Linked DNA regions of Homo sapiens: region 2 is linked to region 1. A link is a loop called in an ENCODE intact Hi-C map of the cell type or tissue named here. Cell type or tissue: Calu3. All regions are shown on one strand. Links, peaks and the distances in the headings refer to the core of each region. The heading gives the core; the rest is flanking DNA. Region 1 overlaps CASC15 (cancer susceptibility 15). Region 2 overlaps CASC15 (cancer susceptibility 15).

Region 1 (16,217 bases), core at 3,636-11,635:
GAAGAAGAAAATCCATCACACTTTTGACTACTTTTTCCTCTCCAAGAAAATGATCTTTAAGAGAATGACATGTAATATAGACTTTACTATTCTTGAGGCATTGGAGAAACTGCATCTGAAATAAAATCAATACATGATGCAGTGGTGTATGTACATTTCAAATATTGAATGGCAAAACATTTTATCAAAGACTTTGGGACTAAATACCCGTCGCAGACTTACATAAAGTAGGATAGAATACAGTAGAAATACGAGTGTACCTCCTGTGTATATAATACCTAGTCGTGGTTCAGTTACTCCATATATCTCAACTACACTAACAGAAAGAGGTAGACTCATTAGAGGTTAAGAAAGGTAGACATTAGGGCTGGTATGTTTAGAAATTTGTTGTTCTTTTTTTTTTTTTTTTTTTTTTAGAGTTCCATCCCATAATCTCAGTTTAAGTTATAATGATGGTTACCAGGCAACTTAGAGGAACAAAAGCACAGTCTTAGCCTTCATATTTCTAGCTGAGGAAAGTAGACAAATAAAACAGAATTCTGTCTCAGTTATGCACTGAGTGTGTGACGTGTAACCTTAATCTCTTTTTTTTTTTTTTTTTTTTGAGGTGGAGTTTTGCTCCTGTCCCCCAGGCTGGAATGCAGTGGCTTGAGCTCAGCTCACTGCAACCTCCGCCTCCTGGGTTCAAGCAATTCTCCTGCCTCAGCCTCCCAAGTAGCTGGGATTACAGGCACCTGCCACCACGCCTGGCTAATTTTTGTATTTTTAGTAGAGACGGGGTTTCACCATGTTGGCCAGGCTGGTCTTGAACTTCTGACCTCAAGTGATCTGCCTGCTTTGGCCTTCCAAAGTGCTGGGATTACAGGCTTGAGCCACCGTGCCTGGCCCCAAATCTCTTAACCTTCCTGGATTTGGTCCTTGAAACCAGTAATTTTAAATTACTGGCTAAATTAATTAAAATTACTGGTTAAATTAATTAAAACAAATGGCCAATAAAGCCAAACAGACACTGAGTCTTTTGTTGGTGTAAATTCCTTTACACATTTCATAATGTCTTCTATGATATTGGTTTACTTTTGGGAATTGAAACCTTTACAGAAAACTATCAGTTTCACTAAGATTTTACCATGAAATTATATATTAGATCATCTTCATTTATTTAATAAAGTGTTAAACACAAAGTTATTTCTAATTTTATTTGGGTTTTCTATGTTTTAAAAATTAAGACTGCGTATTCTTTCCCCGACAAAATCCAGCTCTGGGATTCATTAATGTATTCGAATATTTTTTGGTTTTCTATTTACTTTTCAATATGATCTTTTTTCATTTAATATGATCTATCATTTTATGATATTCCAATGGCCTCTTTTGGGTATAAGGTGGAATCACATTCACAGGTCAGCCTGAGATCCACCGGCTGATAGCCCTGCCCTGGGGCCAGCAGACCCTTGGCCTCCTTTGTAGTTCTTTTTCTTCTTCCTTTTGGGGAAGGATGTTAGAACGGACTGGCTTTGATGTCTGTCAGGCTGTTTGCTGCTCATGGTCTCAGGGTTTACAGCCACCATCACTCTGTTGGCTTCAAAAGGGGCTACTCTGGCCAGGCACGGTGGCTCACACCTGTAATCTCAGCACTTTGGGAGGCTGAGGTGGGTGGATCACAAGGTCAAGAGATCGAGACCAACCTGACCAACATGGTGAAACCTCGTCTCTACTAAAAATACAAAAAAATTAGCTGGGCCTGGTGGCGCACGCCTGTAGTCCCAGCTACTCGGGAAACTGAGGCAGGAGAATCGCTTGAACCTGGGAGGTGGAGGTTGCGGTGAGCCAAGATTGTGCCACTGCACTCCGGCCTGGTGACAGAGCGAGACTCCATCTCAAAAAACAAAAAACAAAAACAAAATACACACACACGCGCGCGCGCGCACACACACACACACACACACACACAAACAAAGGGGCTACTGTCCCGTTTATCACTGTAGTCCAAGTTTGGACACAGACCCTTCTCATAGTTCCTCAACGATTTCTAAGATAAAGCTATAATTTTGGTGTTTTTTGAGACGCAGTCTAGCTCTGTCACCCAGGCTGAGGGGCAGTGGAGTGATCATAGCTCACTGTAGCCTCTTCCTCCTGGGCTCAAGCCACCCTCCTGCCTCAGCCTCCCTAGTAGCTGCAACTACAGGTGCACTCCATCATGCCAGGCTATTTTTTTTTCTTTCATTTTTTTGCAAAGACTGGGTTTCCCTATGTTGCCCAGGGTAAGTTATAGCATTTAACATAGCTTTATTAAAGGTATAGGGTAACAGGAGAGAATTATAGCATACAGAGTAACTTGTGACCAGATGTGAGATGATTATTTTCGGAATTTATAGGCCCAGGCCATCTGCATGGCTTTAATTTTGGATTGATCTGCTCCCAGGCTCTGCCTGCTTTCCATGGAGGTGAAAGTCAGTATTCCCCACCATGTCTAGACTCCTGAGAATCCAGACTAAAGTCTCACTTGTCTCGGAGAAAAAAAGTAGAGTTTCTCCTTCAGTCTAAGGCCTTTTTTTTCCTTTCAGGATCTACCGCTTTTCAGGATGACTAATGGAAAGAATACTCATTTCCTTCAAAGATAATTTCACAGTTTAGGAGTGTTATTAGCTTAATTCATAGCCCTAGCGAGACCCCTATGTAATACCATGGTCCGTAAGTTTTTAGCTTTGAGTACACATTCTCAAAGTACACAGGCTTTGAGTGATTCATGAAACCCGTGAAGCTGTGTGCAGATTTCTGGCCACATGCCTTTTTCTCGGGAGCAGATCCATCGCCCTCATCAGATTATTAAAGTGGTCTAGCATCTCCCCAGAAGATTAAGAACCACTTAAGTAGGTCCAGCAACCGGACATTGGTTCAAGTGTGGATTAGTCACGTAGAGCATCAGGGGTTTCTTCCAGGTAGGGCTTCACTTAGAGTCCCTCCTCCATCAGCAAATATAGATGGGTTTTCACATCTTCTCTCCATACATTTATCTCTGCTTCTGATCCACAAATAAGGGCTGAAATGCAGGTATCTCCAGAGTGGTTTGTAGGAACCATATGGTCCAAATCCATTCTTGGACAAGAAGCATTTCTCCAGAGTTAACAGAGTCTGCAGAGATGTAATTTTGCCTAGGCTTTACAGCTGTGGTCTTGTAACAATCTTTATTTCATAAGCTCTTTGCATAATTAAACTGCCTATTCGGCCAGTCTTCCTAGGATGAAGAAATTGTCTCTACAAAGTAAGTAGTATTCAGTTTCTACAAAGAGATAGTCTTTTGCCAAAGGATATCCACCTCACTGTGGTTTGAAATGTACTATTAGGATTTTAGAGATCTTAAAGCCAAGATTTAGCTAGGTCTAAATTTTTTTTATTTTTTATTTTACTTATTTAAGTATTTATTTTGAGATGGAGTATCGCTCTATCGCCCAGACTCACTGCAACCTCCACCTCTTGGGTTCAAGCGATTCTTCTGCCTCAGCCTCCCGAGTAGCTGGGATTACAGGCGCACACCACCACACCCGGCTAATTGTTTTCTAGTAGAGACAGAGTTTCACCATGTTGGCCAGGCTGATCTCGAGCTCCTGACCTCAGGTGATCCACCCGCCTCTGCCTCCCAGAGTGCTGGGATTACAGGCGTGAGCCACCTCACCCAACCCTAAGTCTAAATTCTAATAATCACCTATACTCCTTTCTCTCAGCAGCCTTTGCCAGATGGAAACTTCTCTGAGGTACCTGCCCCAGGACTTGGAGTCTAGGGGAGGGATGATGGCAATGAAAGGTTTCTTTTCTCCTGTCACATCTTGCTCCAGACGTCATCTTGTCTCCTGTTACACTTGGATCTCAGGCATCTATCCTGGCTTGATGTTGGAGTCCCCCAGGTGCCTCATAGTCCCCTGGACACTGGCAGGGTCACCTTTCTTTTCTGAAATTGCAGGGCAGCTTGATGTACATTGTAATGAACCCAATTTATGATGCCTGGCAATGCATTTACTAAGTGCCATTTATCTTTTTGTGTGTGGAACGCATTCAGTCTTCTAAGCAATGCCTGGATGTTCATTCATGTCTGGACTTCAGGTTAGGCATGAGGGTGAGGTAAAGTCATTTGCAACAGGGTTGCAGCTTTCGAAATTGGGGACGTGACTGGGCGCGGTGGCTCACGCCTGTAATCCCAACACTTTGGGAGGCTGAGGTGGGAGGATCACCTGAGGTCAGGAGTTCGAGACCAGCCTGGTCAGTGTGGTGAAACCCTGTCTCTACTAAAAATACAAAAAAATTAGCTGGGTGTGGTGGTGGGCGCCTGTAATCCCAGATACTCGAGAAGCCGAGGCAGGAGAATCGCTTGAACCCGGGAGGCGGAGGTTGCAGTGAGCTGAGATCGGGCCACTGCACTCCAGTCTGGGTGACAGAGTGAGACTCCTGTCTCGATCTCTTGACCTTGTGATCTGCGTGCCTCGGCCTCCCAAGTGTTGGGATTACAGGCGTAAGCCACTGTGCTCGGCGAGACGCTTTCTCAAAAAAAAAAAAAAAAAAAAAAGAACAACAAAAAAAACCAAAAGGCCAGGTGCCATGGCTCACGCCTGTAATCCCAGCACTTTGGGAGGCCGAGGCGGGAGGATCACGAGGTCAGGAGATCGAGACCATCCTGGCTAACAGGGTGAAACCCCGTCTCTACTAAAAAAAAATAGAAAAAAATTAGCCGGGCGTAGTGGCTGGCGCCTGTAGTCCCAGCTACTTGGGAGGCTGAGGCAGGAGAATGGCGTGAACCCGGGGGGCGGAGCTTGCAGTGAGCCGAAATCGCGCCACTGCACTCCAGCCTGGGTGACAGAGAGAGACTCCATCTCAAAAAAAAAAAAGAAAGAAAGAAAGAAAAAAAAAAACTGGGGACCAAGGCAAATAGTCTTGAGGCCTACTAACATAAAAGAATAATCAGAGTCTTGTGTAGTGATGCCTGCCTTTACTCCCAGCTACTAGGGAGGCTGAGGTGGGAGAATTGCTTGAGCCCAGGAGTTTGAGGCTACAGCGTGAATATAATCGCCACTGCCCTCCGGCCTGGGCAATACTAATGAGACCTTGTCTTTAAAAAAAATGTTCAAGAAGGGCTTTTGACTGGGTCTCTTTTTCTGCCTCTGCTGTCCATGTCTCAGCATAATGTTTTAGTTTGAAATGGGATTGCTCTTTTTTTTTTTTGCCTTCATCAACTGTTTTTCTATCTCGTGTGGTTTTCCTTGTTAGAGGTGGATGCTGGGGCTTTGAAACCAGTCTGCTGAGTGGTTTCTAATATTACTGTTAGGCATGGGAAAAGGAAATCTGAGGGATGTGAATTTGGATCACTGACCTGGCAGGTTGTCAGTTTTCTCAGGGTGACGTAGTTTCTTGCTTAGGTGCCATCAGCGAAGGTTAAGAAAGTCCTCTCACTTCCATCCCTCATGAAGGAACTCAGGAGGTGATTACAAAACAGTGTTGCTGAATCTCACCGCAATTAGTGCAAGGGTAGAACATGTCTCCAGGTTATGATCATGGCTCCTTCCTCTCTTTGCTCTCCATGATCAGATTTCCCCCTCTATTGCTTTGTTTTGATGGGTATTTTACAGGAACCCGGGAGAGAACAGTCTCAGGATATGTACTATGGTACCATTTCACCTCCAATTTAGAATATTTTAATAAGTGATGATTTTACAGATTTGCAACTTGTGATCATTTATTCATTGATAGAGAATGCTAGCCAATTAAAAACAGCAACTTTCCTAGTGTCTTAGAGTTTGAAATTTCACGTGAAGGAAATATAAAATTAGGAAGTATCTAATAAATAGTTGAAGGTCTTTTAGTTTGACATCAACTTTTAAGTGTATCAATTATTTTATTGTAGAGGATTTGCTCATCCTTTTGTGTACTATTAATATTAAATATCCCACTTTGGACTAGATGAAAATAATTATTTTACAACATTATTAATACCTTAGTTTAAAACATAGAGTATGTAAAGAAATGTGTGATGATAAACCATTTTGTAATTTATTTATTTATTTAATTTTTGAGGCAGAGTTTCGCTCTTGTTGCCTAGGCTGGAGTGCAATGGCACGATCTAGGCTCACCGCAACCTCTGCCTCCAGGGTTCAAGCGATTCTCCTGCCTCAGCCTCCTGAGTACCTGGGATTACGGGCATGCGCCACCACGCCTGGCTAATTTTTGTATTTTTAATAGAAACGGGGTTTCTCCATGTTGGTCAGGCTGGTCTCGAACTCCTGACCTCAGGTGATCCATCCACCTCGGCCTCCCAAAGTTCTGGGATTACAGGCATGAGCCACCGTGCTGGGCCCCGTTTTGTAATTTAGACCTTCACTAAGTTATACTGTCTTCCCTCACCCGATTGCCCTGAACTAGTACCATTGTAATCTCTGTTCCAACCGTAGAGACAGTTTGCAGAATTTTCAGGGCTGAGCCGCAGTTCTGGCCCAGGTTCCTGTGGATGCTGAGGTTTCCGCTGACTTCCAAGATAGCACGGAGGTGGGGGCGTTGTGTCCTATGCTGCGTTCAAAAGCTGAGCTTCCGTTGCCTTAGCATTTCGCTAATGGCAGCTGTGCTGTGTGTCTTTATTGCAGGTGCTTTTTCCTGATATTTGTTTGAGCTGTTGGTGTTCAGCCTTGGTCATTTAGATTCTTCTTATCTCCCTGTTATCATGGTGTTTAGTTTAGTGTGTGTTTTTTTGTTTTGTTTTTGTTTTTTGTTTTTGTTTTTTTTGAGATGGAGTCTCACTCTGTCATCCAGGCTGGAGTGCAACCTCAGCTCACTGCAACCTCTGCCTTTTGGCTTCAAGTGATTCTTCTGCCTCAGCCTCCTAAGTAGCTGGGTCTACAGGTGTGCACCACTATACCCGGCTAACTTTAGTATTTTTAGTAGAGATGGGGTTTCGCCATGTTGGCCAGGCTGGTCTTGAACTTCTGACCTCAAGTGATTCACCCACTTCAGCCTCCCAAAGTGCTGGGATTACAGGTGTGAGCCACCACGCCCACCCCTCTTTTTTTTCTTTTTCAAATATTCTTTCTTTTCCTCATAGCTGCACTTTGTAATGCATAGGGTTAATAAATTGTTATTAGATCTCCCTGGCCAAGCTTAGAATAGAGCAAAGAGTCACTGAGAGCTAGATGTGTAGACAGGGGCCTTGAAAGTTTTGGTGATTTGCTCAAGGTAACCCAGCGGGTGGGTGGTAACAGAGCTGAGACTGCTGGGAGCTCCTTTTCAGTGATGCTTAACCATGTCTCCCTTCTGCTGCCTGTAGCTGTTTCTGTGTCTGGACTTGTAATCATAGGTGGATTCATATGACACCTCTCTAACTGCACCAAGAACAGGAATGTCCACCCTCCTTGAAGGATATGAGTTCTAATGTGGATTCTTGGTCTTCTTTGGGGGCTCTTCTTATGTTTAATGCACTTGTTGCAGCATATACTGAGAGTCTGTGAAATGTTTTCAGATGTAAACTATTGAATCATTTCAAGTATTTGTATTCATTAGTACTCATAGCACAAATGCCATTCCTGTCCCTTAAAGTGTGCAAAGCATGGGTGTTTGAGGGCTTGGCAACCAACGTGTGGGCACCTCTATTTTGAAATCGGTTTTGTTTGCAATTAACAAAGGTTAACAAAAAAGTCCTTTTGGGAAGTTTGGCCGAGGTCCTAGAATTTGTACATACCTTTGCAATGTGCTCATACTCTGTGGCACATCTAGGATCCTCAGCCCCTTGTTCTTCGCTTTTTCAGTTGACCAAGTTAAATATTAAAGGAAGAGGATTTCTTTCTTGCTACCAGGGGATTTTATCATGGTAAAAGGCTTTTAAATAATTTTTTAAAGTTGTGATAAAATACACATAACATAAAATTTGCCATTCGAACCATTTTTAAGCATACGGTTCAGTGGTGTTAAGTATATTCACATCATTGTGCAACCATCACCACCATCCATCTCCAGAACCCTTTTCATCTTGCAAGACTGCAACTGGGCGTGGCAAAATATTTTGTATGTACAAATAAATCTTTAAAGCTGAAACAGGCCAGGCACGGTGGCTCACGCCTGTAATCCCAGCTCTTTGGGAGACTGAGGCAGGTGGATCACGAGGTCAGGAGTTCGAGAGCAGCCTGGCCAATATGGTGAAACCCCGTCTCTACTAAAAATACAGAAATTAGCTGGGCGTGGTGGCATGCGCCTGTAGTCCCAGCTGCTCCGCAGCCTGAGGCAGGAGAATCGCTTGAACTTGGGAGGCGGAGGTTGCAGTGAGCCGAGATCACATCACTGCACTCCAGCCTGGGCTACAGAGTGAGACTCCATCAAAAAAAAAAAAAGGCTGAAACAATAAAGTTCTTATGGTAGAAGGTGCAGTAGTGACATATCTCTAATTCAATTTATATTTTCTGTTTCTTTAACATTTCAACATCTTCAAGTAACATTTATATAGTGTTTTCTTATATTCTCATTGAAGATTCAAAACTCATGTGGGATAGGCATTAATATTCCCATTTTATAAATGAGGAATTTGAAGTAGTAACAGAAAAAAGGTAATGAACAAATCAGGACTCCAGCTTAGTGCTGTGGGCTCTAAATCCTTTTCTGTCTCCATTCTACTGTGCTTCAAAAGGCTGTGACTAATGTTTTCTTTATCTATCTATCTACCTAGCTAGCTGGCTGGCTGGCTATTTAGCTAGCGATCTCTTTATTTTGTGGGGATGGAGCAGGCATTGAGGGAGGCTTTCTGGAGTTTTGTTTTAAATTCTGGGTCTTGCCCTGACAACAGACAGTTGTGTTCATAACCTTGGGCATCTCATCGGATCAGGGATTATGGTGCTTTGCCTAAACACTTAGTAGATGCAGCAGCTGTCTATTCAAATACTACTTTAAAAAATGCCTGGAATTGTATTTAAATTGCTTCAATTTTTCACTAATTAAATTGTAGATTGTTTCTCCTGGGGATTTTGCACTAGGCCGAGTTTCCTCAATTGTTGGTGTTGGACAATGACAAAATAAATCTTTTGCATTGTAGCTTAGTAAAAAATCCTGCTGAATGGGCTAAATAAGTCCACAGTCATCCCATAAGAGACTTATTTTTTAAAAAAACAATTTTTTTTTTTTTTGGTAAGACCAGGCATGGACAGATATTGGGCTTTTGTTTGTTTTTATTTCTGTACTTTGATTCTGGTGCTTAAAATACCTGGAGGGGTCACAGACACAACGGAGGCCCATGTCTTCTATTGAATGTGTCAGCTTCCTTGGTCTGCATGGGTTTTACCAAGAACTGTACAATGGAATTCAAATATTTTAAAACCACATGTGTGTTTCTCACATGGCTGCTACAGTTTAAATCTTTTGTCAGCCTGTTCAAGGGGTTAGATGTAGCAACCAGTTTGCCCTAGGACTTTCTCTAGAGTCCTTATAAATGGTCATCTTGCTATAGCATTTACAAAGCATTTCTCTATGTGCTGTTTTCATTCACAGAGAGGAGGAGAAAACAAAATTGGGAAAAGGAAAGAACTTAGAAGGGCTCAGTGTCCCTGCAGAGCAGGAGCTTGTAACAATATGCCCTTGATATTTTTAAACAAAAATGCTTGCTTGCTCTTAAAATGCAAATTGTTTCCATTCCCCTAAAAAAAATGCACAATTTCATGCTAATGTTCACCTCTCTATCCACAGATAATTAAGACTTTGCTCTCAGAATAAATAAGTACCTAACACTTACGAGCACTGGCTTTGGGGCAGCCAGTGTCTATGCTAAACCTTTCACATGCACGAACCTATTTAATACTCACAACGTAGTGAGGAAGGTGGTATTCTCCCCATTTTACAGACAGGAAAAAGAAGTTCAGGGAGGGGGTTAAGAGACCTGCTCAGATGTCTCACTGATAATAAGTGGCAGATCTGGGATTGGGTCCTTTCTGTGATATAAGTGCTCAGGGTTTTTAAAAAGCAACAGGGTTTTTTTTAAGGGTTGTTGCTGATATTAACAATTTTCAGATATGAGAACCAATGTGGAAGCAACTCAGCATATGGATGTTATAGCCAATCTCAGATAAAATGTAAGAGGCAAGTTCTGCTCAACAATGTGCTAACATCGGCAGAGCTGAAGTGGGGAGCTGGAGAGGTACCAAAATATTGGATAGGAAACCGAATGCTTTTTCAAATCAAGTACCTCTGAGTGACCCTAGACAGTTGGTGAGAAAGAGTTTGTCACCAACATAAATAATTGGAAAGAAGTGTTAGATGCGTTTGAAGCAACCCAGAGATTCCCTTGTGAAGCTGTTGAGAAGAGACTAGAGTGTGAAGAAAAGAAGCTTGCTTGGTGTCCAAGATAAAATAAGGGATGGATCTTAGCACTACAGATGGAAACTACAGCAGCAAATAACAGAACCAGAAGAGATACTTTTCTATCTGGATTTATGCAGAAAGGATGTCAGGTAACTACTGATGAAAGCAAATAAATCCCCAGTGGCTATAGTATCAGATAAAAATGCAGGACACATTTAAAATGGGCTCTCCACATACAAATTCCTCTTTTGAGACAACCTGTACCATATAAAATTTTATTTTATTTTATTTTATTTATTTTTTGAGACAGAGTTTCACTCTTGTGGCCCAGGCTGGAGTGCAGTGGCGCTATCTCGGCTCACCACAACCTCTGCCTCCCGGGTTCAAGTGATTCTCCTGCCTCAGCCTCCCGAGTAGCTGGGATTACAGGCATGCGCCACCATGGCCGGCTAATTTTGTATTTTTAGTAGAGACGAGGTTTCTCCATGTTGGTCAGGCTGGTCTCAAACTCCTGACCTCAGGTGATCCGCCCCCCTTGGCCTCCCAAAGTGTTGGCATTACAGGCGTGAGCCACCGCGCCCAGCTACCATATAAATTACATTGTAGGTAAAGGTCTGTGGTAGCCTTATATATTTAATTCATTTAAAACAAACCCAAGTACGTCTTTCCACAGACTCTCACACCACATTATTATTCAGCATACATTCTCCTTATTAATTTTTGGAATTAAGTATAGTTATTATGTTCTTAAAATTGTTTCCTGGCTGGCCGCGGTGGCTCACGCCTGTAATCTCAGCACTTTGGGAGGCCGAGGCGGGTGGATCACTTGAGGTCAGGAGTTTGAGATCAGCCTGTTCAACACGGTGAAACCTTGTCTCTACTAAAAATACAAAAATTAGCTGGGCGTAGTGGTGGGTGCCTTTAATCCCAGCTACTTGGGAGGCTGAGGCAGGAGAATCACTTGAACCAGGGAGGCGGAGGTTTCAATGAGCTGAGATCACGCCACTGCACTCCAGCCTGGGCGACAGAGTAAGACTCTGTCTCAAAAAAAAAAATTGTTTCCCAATGTTAGTTTTAGAAGATTATATAGCAGATGCCATGCTGAGGTAGTTCAGGAACCGTTTGTAAGGTAGTGATGAAATTCGGAGCTGGAGGGTGACTTACAGGTCAGTGAGAATAAAATGTTGCTGCTTATTTCTGAATGTCAAGTTACAATGACCTACTTTTTTTTTCTCATCTTCTTCATGATCCAAGTTTTCCAGGCATAAAATATTTGGAGGTGTTTTTTTCTCTTTCTTTGCTACTTCTCCTATGGTCATTGTGTTTCTTGCACTGGTCTGGCAAGGTAGACCTTTTAATCATATTTTAAGTTAAAAGATGTGGTAAAAGATTTTGAAACATTTAACAGGTTTTATTGGACAAATAGAAATTGTGTCACATTTGTGTACAAAAATGTTTCACTAAAATTAGGATTTCATTTAGGTCTATGTGTTTCTGTGGGGATGTGTGTGTGTGTGTCTGTCTCATAGCCTCTTCTGAAAATTTCTTGAAAGCAATAGAATGTTACCCCAAAAGGAAAAAAAAAACCCATATATTCACTTGCACATTAGATTTTTTTCATACAATTTCAAATGGTGGATTCATCCTTGAACTCCTGCTTATGAATCCTTTGTTCTGAAATATCACAGGCCATTTTGGATATACTTGGCTTTGGGTAGTGATTATTTGTGTAGTCTCCAGAGAAAGGTGGATGTTTGAAGTTGTATGACTTAGCAGGAAATTTCTAGATTTCAAGTGTAAGAGAAAATAAATCTTTTGCAAACCACGGGCCATACCTTGTATAAGGGAGAGAGACAACTTGAGTTTGAGGGTATTATGGAGATTTTGGATTGGAGGGAAATGGGGCTAGCGAAATATTAGAAAGCATAATTAATGGCTTTAGTGGTTTTTTAAAAACTTGGAACATACAATAACAAATGCAATGAAGACAAACGGTGGTAAATATTTACAGTTACACTAGACCTTAAAGGCAGGGATCATGTCCTAGTGGTGTGTGATTTGGGAGCTCATACCTGGGAGTCAGTAATTGGCTGTGAGAGTGGAAGAGGCCAGTCCTCATTAGAGACCTTCTGGGAGGAGATGAGTTCTGGGCCAGAGCTTCATCTTGAAGCTTGTTAGATTTTTTTTTTTTTGAGATGGCATCTCGCTGTCACCAGGCTGGAGTGCAGTGGTGTGATCTCGGCTCACTGCAACCTCTGCCTCCCAGATTCAAGCAATTCTCTGCCTCAGCCACCTGAGTAGCTGGGATTACAGGCGCCCACCACCACGCCCGGCTAATTTTTGTATTTTTAGTAGAGATGGGGTTTCACCATCTTGGCCAGGCTGGTCTTAAACTCCTGACCTCATGATCCACCTGCCTCGGCCTCCCAGAGTGCTGGGATTACAGGCGTGATCCACCGCGCCCGGCCGAAGCTTGTTAGATTTAAACTTTCCCCTGCAAGGCACGTCAGTGGTAAACCACCTAACGTGGTGGGGAAAGCCCGGAAGAGTTGAGAAGCCTCTCTACCCTCCTTTCTCCTTCGAGGTAGAGGCATCTTAACTCCCTAGCTCCTGCATTGTTACTAAGAGACCTGCAGCTAAACAAATGGTGCAAATCTTGGCCTAAAAGGAGCCAAAATTGTCACCTTAGACTGCATTTACCATCCTGCTAGCAATATGTAGTGAAAGACCACCTGCCTTCATCCTCTTGTAAATCCCAGTAATACTCTGTTTCTACCACTCACATGACATCCATTAAGTAATTGCTTTCGTTCCTTTACTAGACTGAAAGGGACCTTCATTTAAGGTCAGAGATCTTTTCTAACACAATTTGGTAGTCCTTGCCTACCATGGAAAGCCACACATATATTGCTGGTGCTTAACAAATGCTTGCTGAGCAAATGTTTAAAAGGCCAGGTAGGGCGTGCCACTGAAAATCTCTAAAAATTCTCTTTGGATTGTCTGTAATACTGATCAGGTTGGAACAACAATTCAAAGTTATGCTGTCAGAGGCTGAACGATTTCCTTGTCATTAGGACAATCAATTTTGTAATTTACCCTTAGTCTACACAGCAAGTAAATTGTAGTACTTGCATTTTTGGTTTCAATGATGTATATATAGAACCATGATGAATGGAATTATAGTCAAGTTCTGGTAATTTTAATGTATCGTCTCAGTTGTGGGTAGGGATAAGGTAGGGTCATTCATTAAATAACCATTCATTGATTAACATGTGTGAGGTGTGATTTTATGATTTTTATGAGGAAATAAACAAAAAAAAATGTGTTTTTTTGCTTGTAAGTAGTTCTCAACTTGTTAGGGGAGATAGATGCATGAGAAGTAGTTACAATCTCTAATGTGTTAAGTAAGAGAGAGGTAAGGAAGGGAGGGACAAAGGAGGAACTGATTGATTTGGCTTGGGTGCAGGGAGAGGGGCCTTAAGTATGAGTTGAGAGTCCAGGAGTTCAAGACCAGCCTCGGAAATACAGTGAGACCCCATTCTCTACAAACTAACTAAATAAATAAATATAAAAAATTTTAAGAATTAGCTGGACATGGTGGCGTGTGCCTGTAGTTCCAACTACTTGGGAGGTTGAGGCAGAAGGATTGCCTGATCCTGGGAGGTCCAGGTTACAGTGAGCACTGCACTCCAGCCTAGGCAACAGAGTAAGACATTGCCTCAAAAAAAAAAAAAAGAAAATAAAAGAAAAAAAAGTATCAGTAGAGAGTGGTAGGCAATGAGTGCCAATGAGACTGGAGTGGTGACATTCCAAGCATAGAAAAGAGACTGTGCAGAGCACAGAGGAAGATGTGGAGATCCCTGAGTAGTGTGCCTGGAGTATGAGATACAAGGGCCAGGGGACAACTGGAGATGAGGATGGACAAGGGCTGGGTGGAGACTCTGTGGGGGCTCTTAACCTTCTGTAGATTAGTTTTTTTTTTTTGTAGGTACCGGTGTTTTTGAGAGTGAAAGCAGGTCCTGACTACTGGTTTGTTTTATAGTAAATATCTCAATCCAGATCTCAGGTCTAGCTGAGGCAGGAGCCTTGGGCAAATAGTAAACAGGGACTGGAATTGGTCACAGGAGCTGTGTCATCACCCTTGCTCTTCAAATTATAAAGGAAGCCTAAACACACAAACTCCAGTGTGGGCCGGGCTGACTGCCAGATGTGCACAGGATCATTGTACAAAGTGGCAAGATTCTCTTGGATATTGGTTTATCTATTTGCTTAGAATGAAGAGAAATAAGGGTGAACTTGAAGTTTTTCTTGTTATCGTATTTTGACTTGCAAATCTGAGTAAAACTGATGGTGCAATCTCCTTTCTATGTGGGGCTGACCTCAGAAGAGTAGTGGCTTGTAGTGTAAATAAAATAGGAGCAACAGCAAACAATTAAAATACTGAATCCAGGTCACCTAGCACTCGGTGGGGTAAGGACTACTCAGACCCAGCACTTGTATAACCCGTATAACTGGATTTACATGTTCTGGCCCCCTATTCAATGTCTGACAAGCAGTTTTAATAAAAAAAAAAAAAACTTTACATTTTTATATACCTAGTAGCATTGTTAATCCTGTTTGTTTCTCAATTCAGTAACAAACAGGATAAATAACAAATATTTATCAAATACCTTCTATGTGCTAGGTTAAATTTTAGGAAAGCTTAAAATCACCTTCTCCAAGGTGATTTTCCCAGCTCATTTCCAAAAAAACACTTGCCACAGAGACTTCAGAGTCTTTGAGTGAAAACTTTGTCATTAATTGATTAATTTTATTCATTCAATAGAGATTTATTCTGGACACTTACAAAGTACCAGGCATGATGTTAGGCACTGGCACTGGGAGTTTGGTGCTGAACACTGCAGGCCCTATCCTTGTCTTCGTGGAGTTTCCATGCTAGGGGGATATTGACAAATAATAATAGCATTGCAGTGTAGCATGATAAATCATTTGAACGAGTAAATATAAGGTGCTTTGGGAGAGTGAGCAGGGGTTGCCTAACCCAGACTTAGAGGAAAGGCTTCTGGGAGAATGTCATATGTAAGCAGAGACTTGATGAAGAGCAAGAGTGGGTCAAAGGATGGAAAAGGGGGAGGATGGGTTAGGATTGGGGTGGGAGGCATCACAGGCATTCACAAGGTCATGTGCCAGAGCCCACTGTGTGCGTGTGGTGGTCCAGGGTGGGAGGTGTTGGGAGGGAATAAAAGCAATTTAGCTTGGCTATAGTGTGGAGTGTGAGGTGGAAGTAGAGAAATGGGGCTGGAGCATTGCACAGATCCTGAACATACTTTGAGCTCCGTAAAGGTGTTTGGAATTTATCCTAATGCCAATAGGAGACTGACTTTCCTAGAACGATCTCTGTAGCTGGTGTGTGAAGGATGGATGGGGTGAGGCAAACTGGAAGACAGGTAGACCAGTTAGGAAGTTTCCACAGTAATCCGGTGGGGAGATAATAGTAGCCCTAATTAGGGGAGTGGCTGTAGGAATGCGGAAAGTGGCTGGAGTCCAGAGCTCTTTAGGAGGTGGATTTCAGATTGGACTTGGTGACTGAATGGAGGTGGGGGTCTTGGGGAACTGGTAAGAAGGGGACGCTGTTCCTTGTGCAAACACAATGCTTGTCTCTGGGGGTGGGTATTATTTTCAGTGTAATTAAAAAAAATATTAAAACTGATCTAAGAAACCTTTAAATTGTCTGCTAGCTCAGCCAGGATACAGATGCTTTGGAGGGAGGAAAGAAATACGTTCAGAAGGGTGAATGCACTCCAATTTTGATTTTTCTCTCTCTCCTTTCAAATTTCAAGGCTGGTTGCATATGCCTCATTAGCTCACGGGAGACTGTGATCCTATAATCTTTTTTCATATTCAGAAAA
Region 2 (16,217 bases), core at 3,992-11,991, 53 kb before region 1:
TTCAAAGTCAATTTGGACAGAAGTTTGTATCCGTTTAAATGTTTTTCTGTAAAACTATATTTAATTCAAATCTTATATCCAGTTGATTGCAGATTAATTTACTTCAACGAGCATTTATTAAATCGTACTATGCATGAGTATATTTCTGAAGGTCATGGCCTTACCTTGGAGTATGTGGCCTTTCCATTTTCTTACTGAAATATCTGTAGGTTGAGATAATAGTGACTTTCTATAATTGACTTACTGAAATTCTCTATTTTCAATGCTATCAATGATTTAGATATGGTTTAAAAACTCGTGTTTATTCACTTTTCAGCTAAAATATAAAGTGATGGCTCAGTGGTTTCTTGATGAGGAAATCAAGAACTGTAGCACATTTTCTATTACTAATTTTATAGAATGATCTTTAGTTAAATAAAAAACTTACAGTTAATATAAATAGCACTTAGAAGAATAGCATTTCATTTTGAAACGAAGTCTCAAGTCATGGATTTTCATTTTCTAGGTCTGTAATATAGCAATATGCATTGCCTTCTGAGTGATTATTTAGTTCAAGGAAGAGTATATTCATTTTATCTTTAGGAAGTTTCAGATAGGAATGTTAAGGTATTATTTCTCATTTGTAATTTACTAGCAGATATTTGCCTAGATATGATAATGTTAGGAATAAAAATATGGAATTAATCAATATTAAAATAGGAAAATATCTTTTTTTAATATGTTTCCAAAACTTTGTTGAAAGCATTCATTTTAATTAGCAGATTATATATCAATATAGCAACTACTAATATAATACTTTGTAATTACAGAGTTTAAAATAATACATTCATTTAAAAATGTCTATATGTTGTTAATGTTTGAAGTGATAACCAAATATACTTAAAAACTTTACTATAGATATCAAATTTTATAGTCTTGGTTATTTAAAACTGCCCGTTGACTTGGATCAGTTTGAATTACTGAACGTAGAACAACCCACCATGGTGTTCACAATAAACTTACACAGAAAGAAAACCTAAATATTTAGCTATGCCTTCTAAAAATAATGAATATAATGCATGCTAAACATCTCATAAGTAAATCAAAAGCATTTATTTAACTTTGTTTCTTTTTTTTTTTTTTTTGAGACGGAGTTTTGCTTTGTTGCCCAGGCTGGAGTGCAGTGGCGCGATCTCGGCTCACTGCAACCTCCGCCTCCCGGGTTCAAGCGATTCTCCTGCCTCAGCCTCCCAAGTAGCTGGGCTTACAAGCATGCGCCACCAGGCCCAGCTAATTTTTTTATTTTTAGTAGAGACCAGGTTTCTCCATGTTGGTCAGGCTGGTCTCAAACCCCCTACCTCAGGTGATCCACCCGCCTCGGCCTCCCAAACTGCTGGGATTACAGGCGTGAGCCACTGTGCCCGGCTTTAACTTTGGCCTTTATATTAAGTAAAGGAAGTGATTACCTGCATATTTAGTTGTATTCTGAGTACCATTTCTACTCATTTATTTGCTATAAGTTTCTTTTGGTACTTATTTGTGTTCCCAAATTTACTTTGATTTCTTCTTTGTGGCTCAAATTTGCTGATTTTTTTTTTTTTTTTTTTTTTTTTTGAGATGGATCCTCGCTCTGTCACCCAGGCTGGAGTGCAGCGGTGCAATCTCAGCTCACTGCAACCTCTGCCTCCCAGGCTCAAGCGATTCTCCTGCCTCAGCCTCCCGAGTAGGAGTAGCTAGGACTACAGGCGCCCGCCACCAGGCCCGGCTAATTTTTTTTTGTATTTTTAGTAGAGATAGGGTTTCACCATATTGGCCAGCTGGTCTCGAACTCCTGACCTTGTGATCAACCCACCTTGGCCTCCCAATGTGCTGGGATTACAGGCATGAGCCACTGTGCCCAGCCAAATTTGCTGATTTTTAGATTTCGTGCATGTCTAAGAACTTTGATTATAGTTCTTCCCATTATTGTTAAAGATACAGGTATTTAGAAGTACGTTTTTTGTGAATCTAGAAAGCCTACTTGGTTCATTTTTTCTCATTCATTCTTTTACATAATACTTATTTAGTACTTTCTGTGTGCATGTGCCAGGCATTGTTTTAACCATCAAGGACACAGAAATGAACTAAAGTCCCTGCATGCTTAGAGCTTTCACTAGTGACAGTAAAATATATGTTAAAAGGGAGCAACTATTAATACTATCGTGAAGAATAAAGCAGAAAGGAGGAATAGAGAGTAGAAGGGGAGAGAGTTGCAAACTTCATTTGGATGGTGGGGGATGACCTCATGGAGAAGGTGACATGTGAGGATGGATTTGAAGGAAGTGAAGGAATGGGCTACATGATGCTGGGGAGAAAAGCATGCAGGCAGAGGAAATGACAAGTGTCTGATGTTTCAGAGAAAGCAAGGAGGGTGCAGAGGCTGGAGTGGAGTGAGCCATGGGGACAGTGGTAGGAGAGGAAAGAGGAATATGGCGGGTAGGTGCCAAGGAGCTTCAAAGGCCATGGTAAAGGCTTAGGATTTTATACCGAGGGAGGTGGGATGTTACTGAAAGGTTTTAAAGGATGAAAGCTCTGCTGTAACAGGATAACTCTGGCTGTTGGGTTGAGACCAGGTGAAAGGGGTGGGCAGGGGCAGAAACAGGGACACCATTTAGGAAGCTGTTTCAGTTATCCCAATGAGAGGTGATATTGACTTGGTAACAGGGTAAAAGTAACATGGAGGTAGTGAAAAGGAGTTGAAGTCTGAATATATTTTGGTATTAAAGTTTTTCTGGTGGGTTGGATGGGAAGTACGAGACAGAGAGGAGTGGAGTATGAGTCCGAGATTTTTGTCCTGAGCTCCCAGAAGGACCAAATAGCTAATAACTGAGATGAGAATCAGGCTTGGGGCATAGGATACCAGTAGCTCAGTTCAGATGCATTAAAATTAAGATGCTTTTTTTTTTTTTTTGAGATGGAGTCTCTCGGTCTGTAGCCCAGGCTGGAGTGCAGAGGCGCCATCTCGGCTCACTGCAAGCTCCGCCTCCCGGGTTCCAGTGATTCTCCTTTCTCAGCCTCCCGTGTAGCTTGGATTACAGGCACCCGCTACCAAGCCCGGCTCATTTTTCTTTATTATTAGAGACGGGGTTTCACCATGTTGAACAGGCTGGTCTTGAACTTCTGACCTCAGGCAATCCGCCTGCCTTGGCCTCCCAAAGTGTTGGGATTACAGGCGTGAGCCACCACGCCTGGCCAAAATTAAGATACTTTTTAAGCATTTAGGCATTTGATAAACAAGTCTGGTTTTCAGAGAAGTGTAGAGACACAGATTTGTTAGTTGTAAGAAATTAAATGCTATTTAAAGCCAGGAGACTGGTTGGGATTACCCGGGAGTGAGTATAGAAAGACAAGAGGTCTAGATACTGAGCTTTAAGGCCTTCCAGATTTAGAAGTGGGCAGGAAGTAGTAATAATGAAAAGGGAGTGCCGCTGGGGTGAAAGCCCAGGGAAGGAAGTGTTTCCAGGAGGAAGGCAAGACAATCTGTGTCAAGTGTTGCTGAAGGATGAAGATGAGAACTGAGAATAAATCTGTGGGTTTAGGCATTTTGGAGGTCAGCGCTCACTGGGAGTCTTCACTAGAGCAGTTTTAACAGAATGGAGAGATCACATCTTTTTCCTAAATCGTGTGGTCCATTAAATACCTTTAAAAAATTCCATCTATTTGGCTGGGCGCGGTGGCTCACGCCTGTAATCCCAGCACTTTGGGAGGCCAAGGCGGGTGGATCACAAGTTCAGGAGATTGTGACCATCCTGGCTAACACGGTGAAACCCTGTCTCTACTAAAAATACAAAAAAAAAAAAATTAGCCGGGCGTGGCGGCTTGCGCCTGTAGTCCCAGCTGTTTGGAAGGCTGAGGCAGGAGAATGGCGTGAACCTGGGAGGCGGAGCTTGCAGTGAGCCGAGATCGCACCACTGTACTCCAGCCTGGGCGACAGAGCGAGACTCCGTCTCAAAAAAAAAAACAAAACTCATCTATTCAAACTAAAATTTGTCAGTACTTCATAATTGATAAAAATGCTTTCACATATATTATCTTAGTTAAGCCTCATTAGTAGTCTAAGAGAGATGGGATAATATCTGTGTTTACCTTAAAGAAGAAGAAATCGAGAGTCAGAAGTAACGTGACTTATCCAGAGTCGCACACATATAAGATAGAACTGCGTTTTAACTTGAAACCCTTTGCTTTTCACAGTAGGGGAGATGGCAATAATGAAATCAATTCCAATATTGTTTGCTAGAGGTGATAATGGTGGTACATACAAAGTATAGAGTTAAAGCAGAGGAGGGAGTGATTGTTTATTTGGTCAGGGAAGACTTTCTTGAGTTGGGATTTAAAAGATACGTAGCATTTTGAGAGACAAAGAAAGGAACATCTTAGGCTTGGAAACTGATATGCAGAAACATGGAGGGATGAAACAAGATGGAGTCTGGAATGTGTTTGGGATGTTCCAGGCATTTCATTCCTACTGACCCTGCAGGGGAGTAGGTGGGAGCTAGGCTGAGTGACAAGTGCTAGTTCATATTAAAATTGAAAGAGGGTTTTCTTTCTTTTTCTTTTCTTTTTTTTTTTTTGAGACGAAGTCTCACTCTGTTGCCCAAGCTGGAGTGCAGTGGCGTGATCTCAGCTCACTGCAACCTCCACCTCCCTGGTTCAAGCGATTCTCTTGCCTCAGCCTCCTAAGTAGCTGGGATTACAAGTGCTCACCACCATGCCCAGCTAATTTTTGTATTTTTAGTAGAGACAAAGTTTCACTATGTTGGCCAGGCTGGTCTTGAACTCCTGACCTTGTGATCCACCCACCTCGGCCTCCCAAAGTGCTGGGATTATAGGCTTGAGCCACCGTGCCCGGCCAGTTGTTTTTTTTTTTTTTTTTTTTTTTTTTTTTTGAGACGGAGTCTCACTCTGTCGCCCAGGCTGGAGTGCAATGGTGTGATCTCGGCTCACTGCAACCTCAGCCTCCTGGGTTCAAACAATTCTGCCTCAGCCTCCCGAATAGCTGGGACTACAGATGCCCGCCACCACGCCCGGCTAATTTTTTTTTTTTTGTATTTTTATTAGAGATGGGGTTTCACTGTGTTAGCCAGGATGGTCTCCATCTCCTGACCTCATGATCCGCCTGTCTCGGCCTCCCAAAGTGCTGGGATTACAGGCGTGAGCCACCACACTCAGCTGGTCTCGATCTCTTGACCTTGTGATCCGCCCGCCTTGGCCTCCCAAAGTCCTGGGATTATAGGCATGAGCCACCACACCTGGCCACACCTGGCTAATTTTTGTATTTTTAGTAAAGACAAGGTTTTGCCATGTTGGCCAGGCTGGTCTCGAACCCCTGACCTCAGGTGTTCTGCCCGCTTGGGCCTCTCCAAGTGCTAGGATTACAGGCCTGAGCCACCACGCCCAGCCTAAAATGGAGTTTTAACAGCACAACTTCTACGTGTCATTTTAATGTACCTCACAGCCCAAAAGTTGTAAACCTAATTAGAAATGTTTGAACATACGTACATTACCACAAATGCATTTTTTTTTTTTGAGACAGAGTCTCACCCAGGCTGTAATGCAGTGGCACGAATCTCGGCTCACTGCAACCTCCATTTCCTGGGCTCAAGAGATTCTCCTGCCTCAGCCTCCTGAGTAAGCTGGGATTACAGGTGTGTGTCACCACGCCCAGCTAGTTTTTTTTTTCTTTTGTGTTTTTAGTAGAGATGGGGTTTCACCATGTTGGCCAGGCTAATCTCGAACTCCTGACCTCAGGTAATCAGCCCGCCTTGGCCTCCCAAAGTGCTGGGATTACGGGAGTGAGCCACCGCTCCCAGCCACAAATACATATTTTCAAAACTCGATTTTTCCTCCAAAATTAAATGTGTGTCTGGATCATATACCACTGAATAGGGTGACACCATGTCTAGTTTATATCAATCAGGATGTATTTGTCCTCACGTAAGAAAATAGTCAACTAACAGTGGCTTAAAAAGTAAGGATTTTTCTTTTTCTTTTCTCTCTTTCTTTTTCTTTTTTTTCCTTCTTTCCTTCCTTCCTTCCTTCCTTCCTTCCTTCCCTCCTTCCTTCCTCCCTTCCCTTCCTTCCTTCCTTCCTTCCTCCCTTCCCTCCCTTCCCTTCCTTCCCTTCCTTCCCTTCCCTTCCTTTCCCTTCCCTTCCTTCCTTCCTTCCCTCTTTCTTTGTTTCGTTCATTTCACCTTGAAGGAATTCAGAGTATAGCTGTTCCAGGACTGGCTAATTCAGCAGATCAGTAACATCATGGTTCCTGGTCAGCTGGTAACCTGGACCTAGGAAAGAAACGGTGAATATTTGTCTTTTTTTTTGAGATGGAGTCTCACTCTCTCTCTCGCCCAGGCTGGAGTGCGGTGGCGTGATCTTGGCTCACTGAAGCCTCTGCCTCCTGGGTTCAAGTAATTCTCTGCCTCAGCCTCCTGAATAGCTGGGATTACAAGTGCCCGCCACCACACCCAGCTAATTTTTGTATTTTTAGTAGAGACAGGGTTTCACCATCTTGGCCAGGCTGATCTTGAACTCCTGACCTCATGGTCCACCCGCCTCGGCCTCTCAAAGTGCTGGGATTACAGGCGTGAGCCACCTTGCCCGGCCGAATATTTGTCTGAATACAAACACACGCGCACACATGCACACGTTTAAGTATACTATTTGATGATTTTTGGAGTGGGGAGACTTATAGAATTGTACTACTTTCACCATTTCCAGAACTTTATTTTTATTTTATTTATTTATTTATTTTTGAGACTGAGTCTCGCTCTGTCACCCAGGCTGGAGTGCAGTGGCGTGATCTTGGCTTACTGCAAGCTCCACCTCCCAGGTCCACGCCATTCTTCTGCCTCAGCCTCCCGAGTAGCTGGGACTACAGGTGCCTGCCACCATGCCTGGCTAATTTTTTGTATTTTTAGTAGAGACGGGGTTTCACCGTGTTAGCCAGAATGGTCTTGATCTCCTGACCTCGTGATCCACCCGCCTTGGCCTCCCAAAGTGCTGGGATTACAGGCGTGAGCCACTGCGCCCGGCCCCATTTCCAGAACTTTCTATCATTCCCTAAAGATCCCTTGTGTCCACTGTGGTCAATTTCTATTCCCATCCACCAGTCACAGGTAACTACTAGTTTCTATCTCTATATATGTCTACATTTTCAGAACAGTTTATGGAGGTGGAATCTTACAATTAGTGTGGCCTTTTTGCCTGGCTTCTTTTGCTCACCATAAAGTTTATGAGATCAGTCTGTGTCATAGCATGTATCAGTAGTTTGATCCTTTTCATTGGTGTGTAGTGGTGCATCGTGTGGACATACCATGTTTTGTCTGTCTAGTCACCAGGTGATGGATATGTTAGTTGTTTCCGTTTTTGCAGCTACCACGAATAATACTGCTATGAGCATATGTGCATAACTCTTTGTATTGGCTGGGCATGGTGGCTCATGCCTGTAATCCTAGCACTTTGGGAGGCTGAGACTGGTGGATTGCTTGAGCCCAGGAGTTCAAGACCAGCCTGGGCAACGTGGTGAAACCTCATCTCTACCAAAAATACAATAAATTAGGTGGGTGTGGTTGCACATGCCCGTAGTCCCAGCTATCCAGGAAGCTGCAGTGGGAGGGTCACCAGAGCCCGGGAGGTCGAGGCTGCAGTGAGCTGTGATGATGCCACTGCCCTCCAGCCTGGGCAACAGAACGAGACTCTGTCTCAAAAAAAAAAAAAGTCTTTGTATAGACACCCGTTTTTATTTCTCTTGGGTGTAGATACCCAGGAGTTGAATTGTGGATTGTATGGTAATTTATATTCAACTATTTTTTTCCTTTCTTTTTTTTTTTTTTTTTTTTGGGACGGAGTTTCGCTCTTGTTGCCCAGGCTGGAGTGCAATGGTGTCATCTCAGCTCACTGCAACCTCTGTCTCCCGGGTTCAAGCCATTCCCCTGCCTCAGCCTTCTGAGTAGCTGGGGATTACAGGCATCCGCCACCACGCCCAGCTAATTTTTTGTATTTTTAGTAGAGACAAGATTGCACTATTTTGGCCAGGCTGGTCTTGAACTCCTGACCTCAGGTAATCCACCCACCTCGGCCCCCCAAAGTGCTGGGATTATAGGCATGAGCCACTGCACCCGGCTATATTCAACTTTTTAAGACACTGCCAAACTGTTTTCCAAAGTGACAATACCATGTTACAGGTTGGAGGTTTCCGTCAGCAATATATGAGGGTTTCAGTGTCTCCAAATCCTGGCCTTTTATGAGTCAGAGGAAAAACTTTCGCAGAAGTCTACAAGAGGACTTCCCAGGGTAACTACAGTAGCCCATGACAAACACTAGTCACTGATAAGCAGACACATCTGAGAGGCTTAGACTGGTCAACTAACACCCCAGGCCCGGGAAGGGGCTCATAATGCTTATCAGTGCCCAGTGTCAGAACACAGTTGAAGGGGGATGGCTATTGGATACGAACCCAGCAAAGGCATTCATATGTCCATGCGTCAGGGTAAGCTTGGATTATTGATTTAAACATACAGATTGGAGCCAGATGCTGTGTGTATGTCACAATCATGATTTTATTTTATTTATTTATTTATTTAGACAGAGTCTCACTCTGTCACCCAGGCTGGAGTGCAATGGCTTGATCTTGACTCACAGCAACCTCTGCCTCCCTGGTTCAAGCGATTCTCCTGCCTCAGCCTCCCGAGTAGCTGGGATTACAGGCACCCGCCATCATGACCGGCTAATTTTTGTATTTTTAGTAGAGACGGGGTTTCACCATGTTGACCAGGCTGGTCTTGAACTCCTGACCTCAGGTGATCCTCTCTCCTCAACCTCCCAAAGTACTGGGATTACAGGCGTGAGCCACCGCGCCCAGCCACAATCATGATTTTAGAAGTTACAAACTCTAATGGAAACAATCCACTCTGTTGGAATTTAGGTTATTAAGGTATTCTATGACTAACATAGTAGGAGTTTCTGAGGCCAGGCATGGTGGCTCATGTGTGTAATCCCAGCATTTTGCGAAGCTGAGGTGGGAGGATCACTTGAGGCCAGGAGTTCCAGAGCAGCCTGGGCAACATAGTGGTACCCCATCTCTACAAAATAAATAAATAAAAATTAAAAGAGTTTCTGAAAAGTAACCTGTCCAAACGAAGAGCAAAACAAGCACAGCTTTGGTAAGTGACTCCATGGGCAGTTGCTAAGCCCCAGCATTCCTTTTCTATGAGGCAACATGTAACTTTTCCAGCATCCCAGCAACAGTTTTTCATAATCTTGGTTAAGTGTAAGTTAACAGCCACCAAATCCTTGGCTTAGGATGTAGAAAGGTATTTAGACAAGGTTAAGTATTGGGCAACTTGGCAGCAACTTGAGAAAAATTATTTGAGCTTGGATGGAATAAAAAAAGACTGTATTTTCATAGTCTTACCTTATTCTTATGTAAATGTCTTTTATTGTGAGGTATGCATGCGTAAGGATAGGTAAATCTACCATGTAGGGGGATATTGATACTCTGTTGTACCCTCTGTTGGAAAATCCAGAACATGCGGGTCAACATGTTTATGATCAGTAGAGTGATATGGTCTCAAGCAATTCATGCTTAGAAGTCCCTGAATATCTGAAGCCAAAATTTTTATAATTGGAATGCATGCATAGATAATTTTGATAATTTATGCATAGCTTCAGATCATTGTGGGGGAAATAATGTTTGAAATGGATTTCTGTGACACTTGTCTTAAATTAATGGGATGACTTTCCATTTTTTCTTCAAATTTGAGTTGGTACCATTACAGACTGTGATAGAATTTTGAAACTGTGGTTTTAATCCTAGTATTTTGGATTACGTAGTGTCTTTTTTTTTTTTTTTTTTTTTTGTCTTGAGACAAAGTCACTGTGGCCCAGGCTGGAATGCAGTGGTGTGATTACGGTTCACTGCAGCCTCTACCTCCCCGGCTCAGGTATTATCCAATCTCAGCCTCCCAGAATAGCTGGGGCTACAGGCATACACCACCATGCTCAGCTAATTTTTGTATTTTTTGTACAGACGCAATTTCACCATGTTACCCAGGCTGGTCTGGCACTCCTTGGCTCAAGCAATAGCAGTCTGCCTGCTGCAGCTCTCCAAGTGCTGGGATTACAGGTATGAGCTACCAAGCCAGGCCATGACTTTTTTTTTTTAACCCAAACAACTCCAGTAGTTCTCTCATTGTAGACTATTTCATTTTAGAAATAAGGAAAACCAAGAGAAATTTAAAGGTTTTTTTTTTTTTTTTTTTGAGACAGAGTTTCACTCTTGTCACCCAGGCTGGAGTGCAGTGGCACAATCTCGGCTCACCGCAACCTCCTCCTCCTGGGTTCCAGCGATTCTCCTGCCTCAGCCTCCTGAGTAGCTGGGATTACAGGTGCCCACTACCATGGCTGGCTAATTTTTGTAATTTTAGTAGAGATAGGGTTTCGCCATGTTGGCCAGGCTAGTCTTGAACTCCTGACCTCAGATGATCCACCCACCTTGGCCTCCCAAAGTGCTGGGATTACAGTGTGTGCCACCATATCTGGCCAAGGTTCTTAATTATTGGTGTTAGTGAATATGAAGTATACATCTTAAAATTTATAGTTCAGTATTCTATTTTTCTCAGAGAAGTGGTAGAGAAGCATTACAGAAGTACTTGTGCAGCAGTATCTTATGCATCATCTTATTTGATTCTCACTGGAATTCCATATAATAGCTGTTAGTAACATTCTCATTTTATAGGCGAAGAAACTGGGGTTCAGCAAAATGTCCAGTTCAAGTTATCAAACTAGTAAATTGCACAATGCAGCTCTTTTGACTTTGCACTAGATATTAGGGATCAGTAATGTAAACCAGGAAGAGAGAATGTTTCCTTGAGAGCTCCCACTCACCCTGATAATTTTTCTAGTTTCACCTTGAGACTTACTCTTATTCTGCAAATACTGTGACTGTATCTTGAGACCCAAACATTTAATGAGGCTTAAAAAGAGGATGGTCTACTTTGCTGGTGGTTTTTTTTTTTTTTTTTTTTTTTTTTTTTTTTGAGACAGAGTCTGGCTCTGTCGCCCAGGCTGGAGTGCAGTGGCACAATCTCAGCCCACTGCAACCTCCACCACCCAGGTTCAAGCGATTCTCTTGCCTCAGCCTCCCAAGTAGCTGGGACTACAGGTGCCTGCCACCACGCCCAGCTAATTTTTTGTATTTTTAGTAGAGATGGGGTTTCACCGTGTTAGCCAGGATGGTCTTGATCTCCTGACCTCGTGATCTGCCCGCCTCGGCCTCCCAAAGTGCTGGGATTACAGGGGTGAGCCACCGCACCCGGCCCTCTGCTGGTGTTTTTAGATTTCAGAGGGAGAGATTGTGTTGCAAGCAGCAGTTGAGAAGCCGGCATGACGGTGAAATCCGTCTGTGTTCAAGAGTTTTACTTGTCAGATTTTAATGGATGGCGTCATTATCTCTAAGGAACTCCCAAAAGATGATACATAGCAATACTCATAGAGTCCCTATTCTGCAGCAAAAGAAAAATGATTTTCAGATCATCCTTTCATCTCCTCTCTTCTTCAAGTCAGATATCCAAGAAAGTTTGGGCAGACTCACAATTCCTAAATTGAAAACCCTGAATCCCTGAATTGAAGATTTCCCTGTGGCTTTCACCTTGCTTTGTCTCTGCATTTAGGCCTCTCCCTTTCTATAGGTATGAGAGAAAAGAAACTCTATGCAATGACATGCTCTTTATTCATAGCTCTAGCTCTTATTCTGCTCTGTCTACTTTGGACTGTGATGACCCTCTAGGGACTCTACTTGCTCTTTTCTTTGTTCTTGTTGTTTTTCTAGAGACACAGTCTTGCTCTGTCACCCAGACTGCACTCTGTCATGACTTCAGTGGTGCAATCACAACTCACTGCAGCCTTGGACTCCTGGATTCAAGCGATCTTCCCACCTCAGTCTCCTGAGTAGCTGGGACTGCAGGTGCATGCCACCATGCCTGGCTAATTATTTTTTATTTTTTGTAGAGACAAGGTCTTGCTGTTTCACTCAGGCTGGTCTGGAACTCCTGAGCTCAAGCAATCCTCCCGTCTTGGCCTCCCAAAGTGTTGGGATTATAGGCGTGAGCCACCACACCCAGCCTCTTCTTGTTATTATTATTATTTTTTTAAGACGGAGTCTCACTCTGTCGCCCAGGCTGGAGTGCGGTGGCGCAATCTCAGCTCACTGCAAGCTCCGCCTCCCATGTTCGCGCCATTCTCCTGCCTCAGCCATCCGAGTAACTGGGACTACAGGCGCCTCCCACCGTGCCCGGCTAATTTTTTTGTATTTTTAGTAGAGACAGGGTTTCACCGTGTTAGCCAGGATGGACTTGATCTCCTGACCTCGTGATCTGCCCACCTCGGCCTCCCAAAGTGCTGGGATTACAGGCGTGAGCCACTGCGCCCAGCGTCTTCTTGTTATTTTTGACGGGCCTATGCCAGGCCAGAGGTAGGCCTAAGTGACCTGGTTCATGCCTTCCTTCCCACATCCCAGGATTGGGTCCTACTAGCTTTCTGGATCTCACCACTCTAATAGAGGGAACAAGACCCTCTTTTCTAAAAGCCTAGAGCGGGGTGCAGTGGCTCATGCCTGTAATTCTAGCACTTTGGGAGGCCAAGGCGGGGGGATCACCTGAGGTCAGGAGTTCAAGACCAGCCTGGCCAACATGGTGAAACCCCGTTTCTACCAAAAATACAAAAATTAGCCGGGCGTGGTGGTGCACACCTGTAATCCCAGCTACTTGGGAGGCTAAGGCAGGAAAATTACTTGAATCCAGGAGACGGAGGTTGCAGTGAGCTGAGATCATGCCGTTGCGCTCCAGCCTGGGCAACAAAAGCGAAAATCCATCCCCCCCAAATTAAATAGATAAATAAATTAAAACATAAAATAAAAAATAATTTTAAAACAAGTCTAGAGCAGAGCTGGGCCAAACTGCATGTGCTTTTCTTCTTTGCCTTGGGTTTGAACTCAGCCTGCCTTCCTGTGATGTGGGTTTCTTTCATTGGGAGATTTCTTGAGCCCCTGATTTTCAGTACTGGCCTGGAAGGACGAAGAGAACTCAAGCTTTCTTTAATATTCCACACCAGAAGTTTCATAGCCTATGCAAGGCCTGGACCTACACCTGCACAACAACTTTTTGGTGTAAAGAGTGAATCCCGGATATTACAGTGGGTGAGCTGAGCTATTAGAATGTGTAATGGGAGGACAGGCACGGTGGCTCACTCCTGTAATCCCAGCACTTTGGGAGGCCGAGGCAGGCAGATCACGAGGTCAGGAGTTCGAGATCAGCCTGACCAACATGATGAAACCCTGTCTCTACTAAAAATACACAAATTAGCCGGGTGTGGTGATGCGCACCTGTAATCCCAAGCTACTCAGGAGGCTGAGGCAGGAGAATCGCTTGAACCACGGAGGCGGAGGTTGCAGTGAGCCGAGATCGCGCTACTGCACTCCAGCCTGGGCGACAGAGTGAGACGCTGTCTCATAAAAAAAAAAAAAAAAAAAAAAAGAATGTGTAATGGGGACCCTTTCACATTGCTTTCATTGGAAGGTAAATACAATTTAAAGGAAAGAAGTCTAAAAACTCAGAACACCCAAAGGTGGGCAGTTATTTGAACTCAGGCTTTGTTTGGTGACCCCCATGAGTCCTGACCTCATTATCTTTAGCCCTCACCACAAATTGATATTCTAGAAAGCTATCTCTTCCTGCCTGCCCCGCCTCCTAGAAATACATCACACTGCGTTAGCACAGTCAGGATGCTAGTCCCTGATGGCTGATCATTGTAGTGCCCATTGGAGGTTGGCATGATTAGTTATGTGACAACCCTGCTGAAATGCCACCTACTATATTTGGTCTCAGCGATTAAACGAAAAGAGATGGTAAGGCAACAAAAATTATCAGCATATATTTTCAGCTTCTTTGAGTTTTGCAGATTAGTATAGTTCAAAGGATAGACAAATTCACTTGTTTTCATTTTGTCTTTAAGATAAATAAATTTTGGTACTTTCTTAATAAGTGTTCAGCATTTATCCCAGTGTGGGAATTTTGGTGAAAGTTCATGGAATGTTTTTCTTCAAAAATTTCCATCAGGAGGTCTGACTCCTCAGCCAAATTCAAAATTCTCACTTTACTGTAATGATGGAGCTGCTATACCTAAATATATTGCATAGGTTTCTAGACAAATGGCTGTAAGATAAATAAGCAAAGAAGAGGAAGAAGTATCATGATATCCTAATGCCAAGTTCTCGCTCTGCGGTATGACCTCTGGAGTTCCTAGAGTTTGTGTGATCTGAGGCTTCAGAAGCCAGGAATGGGAGTTTGGCTAACCCGCATTTTTAGATCTCCTTTGGAACATGGGAGTCAATCCAGGTGCCTGGAAAATGGGCTCGAACATCCGAGGTCCCCAGCAGATGACAGCTTCATCTTATTTTCTGCCTCCTTTCTCTGCATCAACTTAGGTTACTATTTACCTATTGATTCTGACTTTATGCAAATTTTATGACGTGGTCCACAGATTCAAATAGTCTGTCTTTTCACATCCCAGCCTTCAGTGTTCCTCGGCCTCAACTCTGCCTGCTCTTACCCTGATACTGCTTCTCGTCTTTGGTTCTTGCCTTCTTTAGACCTTGATTCTCATGGCTGGCCAATTTCAGTGGATCTTGGCCAGCCTCAGTGGTCTCAGGTTCTGCCTCCTGTTCTTACAGAATAATCTTGGATCCTAACACGTTGCTAAACATCCAAAGGCAGCCAGTAGATTTCCAAAACCGGAACTCTCCGTTTGCTATCACCTCTGCCCTTCTCCAGGGTATTGCATTGATTCAAATGCTATAAATCAGGGGTCCCTAACCCCAGGCCATGGACCGGTACCTTCACTTGCTTACCCACCACTCACTTCCTGTTCTGTGGCCTGTTAGGAATCGGGCCACACAGCAGAGGGTGAGCAGCAAGCAGGCAAGCCAGCCAAGCTTCATCTGTGTTTACAGCCGCTCCCCATCACTCACATTACTGTCTGAGCTCCATCTTCTGTCAGATCGGCAGTGGCATTAGATTCTCATAGGAGCATGAACCTGGTGAGCTGCACATGAGAGGGACCTAGGTTGCATGCTCTTTATGAGAATCTAATGCTTGATGATCTGTCACTGTCTCTCATCACCCCAAATGGGACCATCTAGTTGTAGGAAAACAAGCTCAGGGCTCCCACTGATTCTACATTATGGTGAGTTGCATAATTATTTCACTATGTATTACAACGTAATAGTAGAAATAAAGAACACAATAAATGTAATGCACTTGGATCATCCTCAAACGATCCCCCCACCTCCCACTGTTCGTGGAAAAATGGTCTTCCACAAAACCGGTCCATGCTGCCAAAAAGGTTGGGGACTGCTGCTATAAATGACATCCTGAAAGTATGGGAGTAGACCCTCTCAATTATCTAAAAAGTATTAAGCTATTCTGAGTACCCTTTTTTTTTTTTTTTTTTTTTGAGATGGACTCTCGCTCTGTTGGCCAGGCTGGAGACAAAAAAAAAAAAAGAAAAAGAAAAAAAAAAAGAAAAAAAAATTAGCCCGGCATAGTGGCATGCACCTGTAGTCCCAGCTATTCAGGAGGCGGAGGCAGGAGCATCACTTGAACCCGGGAGGATGAGGTTGCAGTGAGCCGAGATGGCACCACTGCACTCCAGCCCGGGTGACAGAGTGAAACTCTGTCTCAAAAAAAAAAAAAAAAAAAGAAGAAGAAGAAAAGAGCCTTCTGTGTGTGCATGAGTTTGGGGAACTCTGCAGACTGTATGCATACCCCTTTTGGAGGTTCACCAGGCCCTCTAGGCCAGGCTGTGAGATGTCTGGTGGTTAAAGTTTAACTTAAAAAAAAAAAAACTCATTGAATATGGACTCATTTATTATATTTGTTTTGGTTTTTAAAGATTCACAGGACACTCATTGACAAAACTCAACAGAACTAATCTTTTGACAAGTGTATATTTCATGTATCCGAAGACACAGTAACTGTGATTTAATGTGCAATCCACTACAAAATAATATTTGAGTTTTAACAGTGGGCTTTTGTCCAAGGAGGAAATGTGAGGAATTTTAGGCACTGTGACGTGTCCTGTAGAGTGATAATTTGGGGCAGCAGAAACCTTTCTATGTCTCTTTGGTCTTATAAAGTCATTGCTCACTA

What was found. A loop is a pair of places that touch in the nucleus more often than their neighbours do. Peaks named below come from ENCODE experiments on the same cell type or tissue, not always from the same donor. Only the 100,000 strongest peaks of a DNase experiment are listed, where the experiment ranks them.
Region 2: a loop joins it to region 1, with 4 times the contacts of the local background. A loop is called at or near these places in 6 of 110 quality-filtered maps.

Annotation. Positions count from the first base shown.
Region 1 is chr6:21,724,230-21,740,446 of GRCh38, forward strand. The region is part of intron 2 of CASC15 (cancer susceptibility 15); the gene reads left to right. Among named protein-coding and RNA genes, the nearest start is that of CASC15, 66 kb to the left of the region's middle. RefSeq lists an enhancer at 14,575-15,497. In Calu3, for the core only: no CTCF peak of the experiment used is centred there; DNase peaks (open chromatin) are centred at 7,282, 7,662 and 8,032.
Region 2 is chr6:21,670,878-21,687,094 of GRCh38, forward strand. All of the region lies in intron 2 of CASC15 (cancer susceptibility 15), which reads left to right. Among named protein-coding and RNA genes, the nearest start is that of CASC15, 13 kb to the left of the region's middle. In Calu3, for the core only: no CTCF peak of the experiment used is centred there; a DNase peak (open chromatin) is centred at 8,374.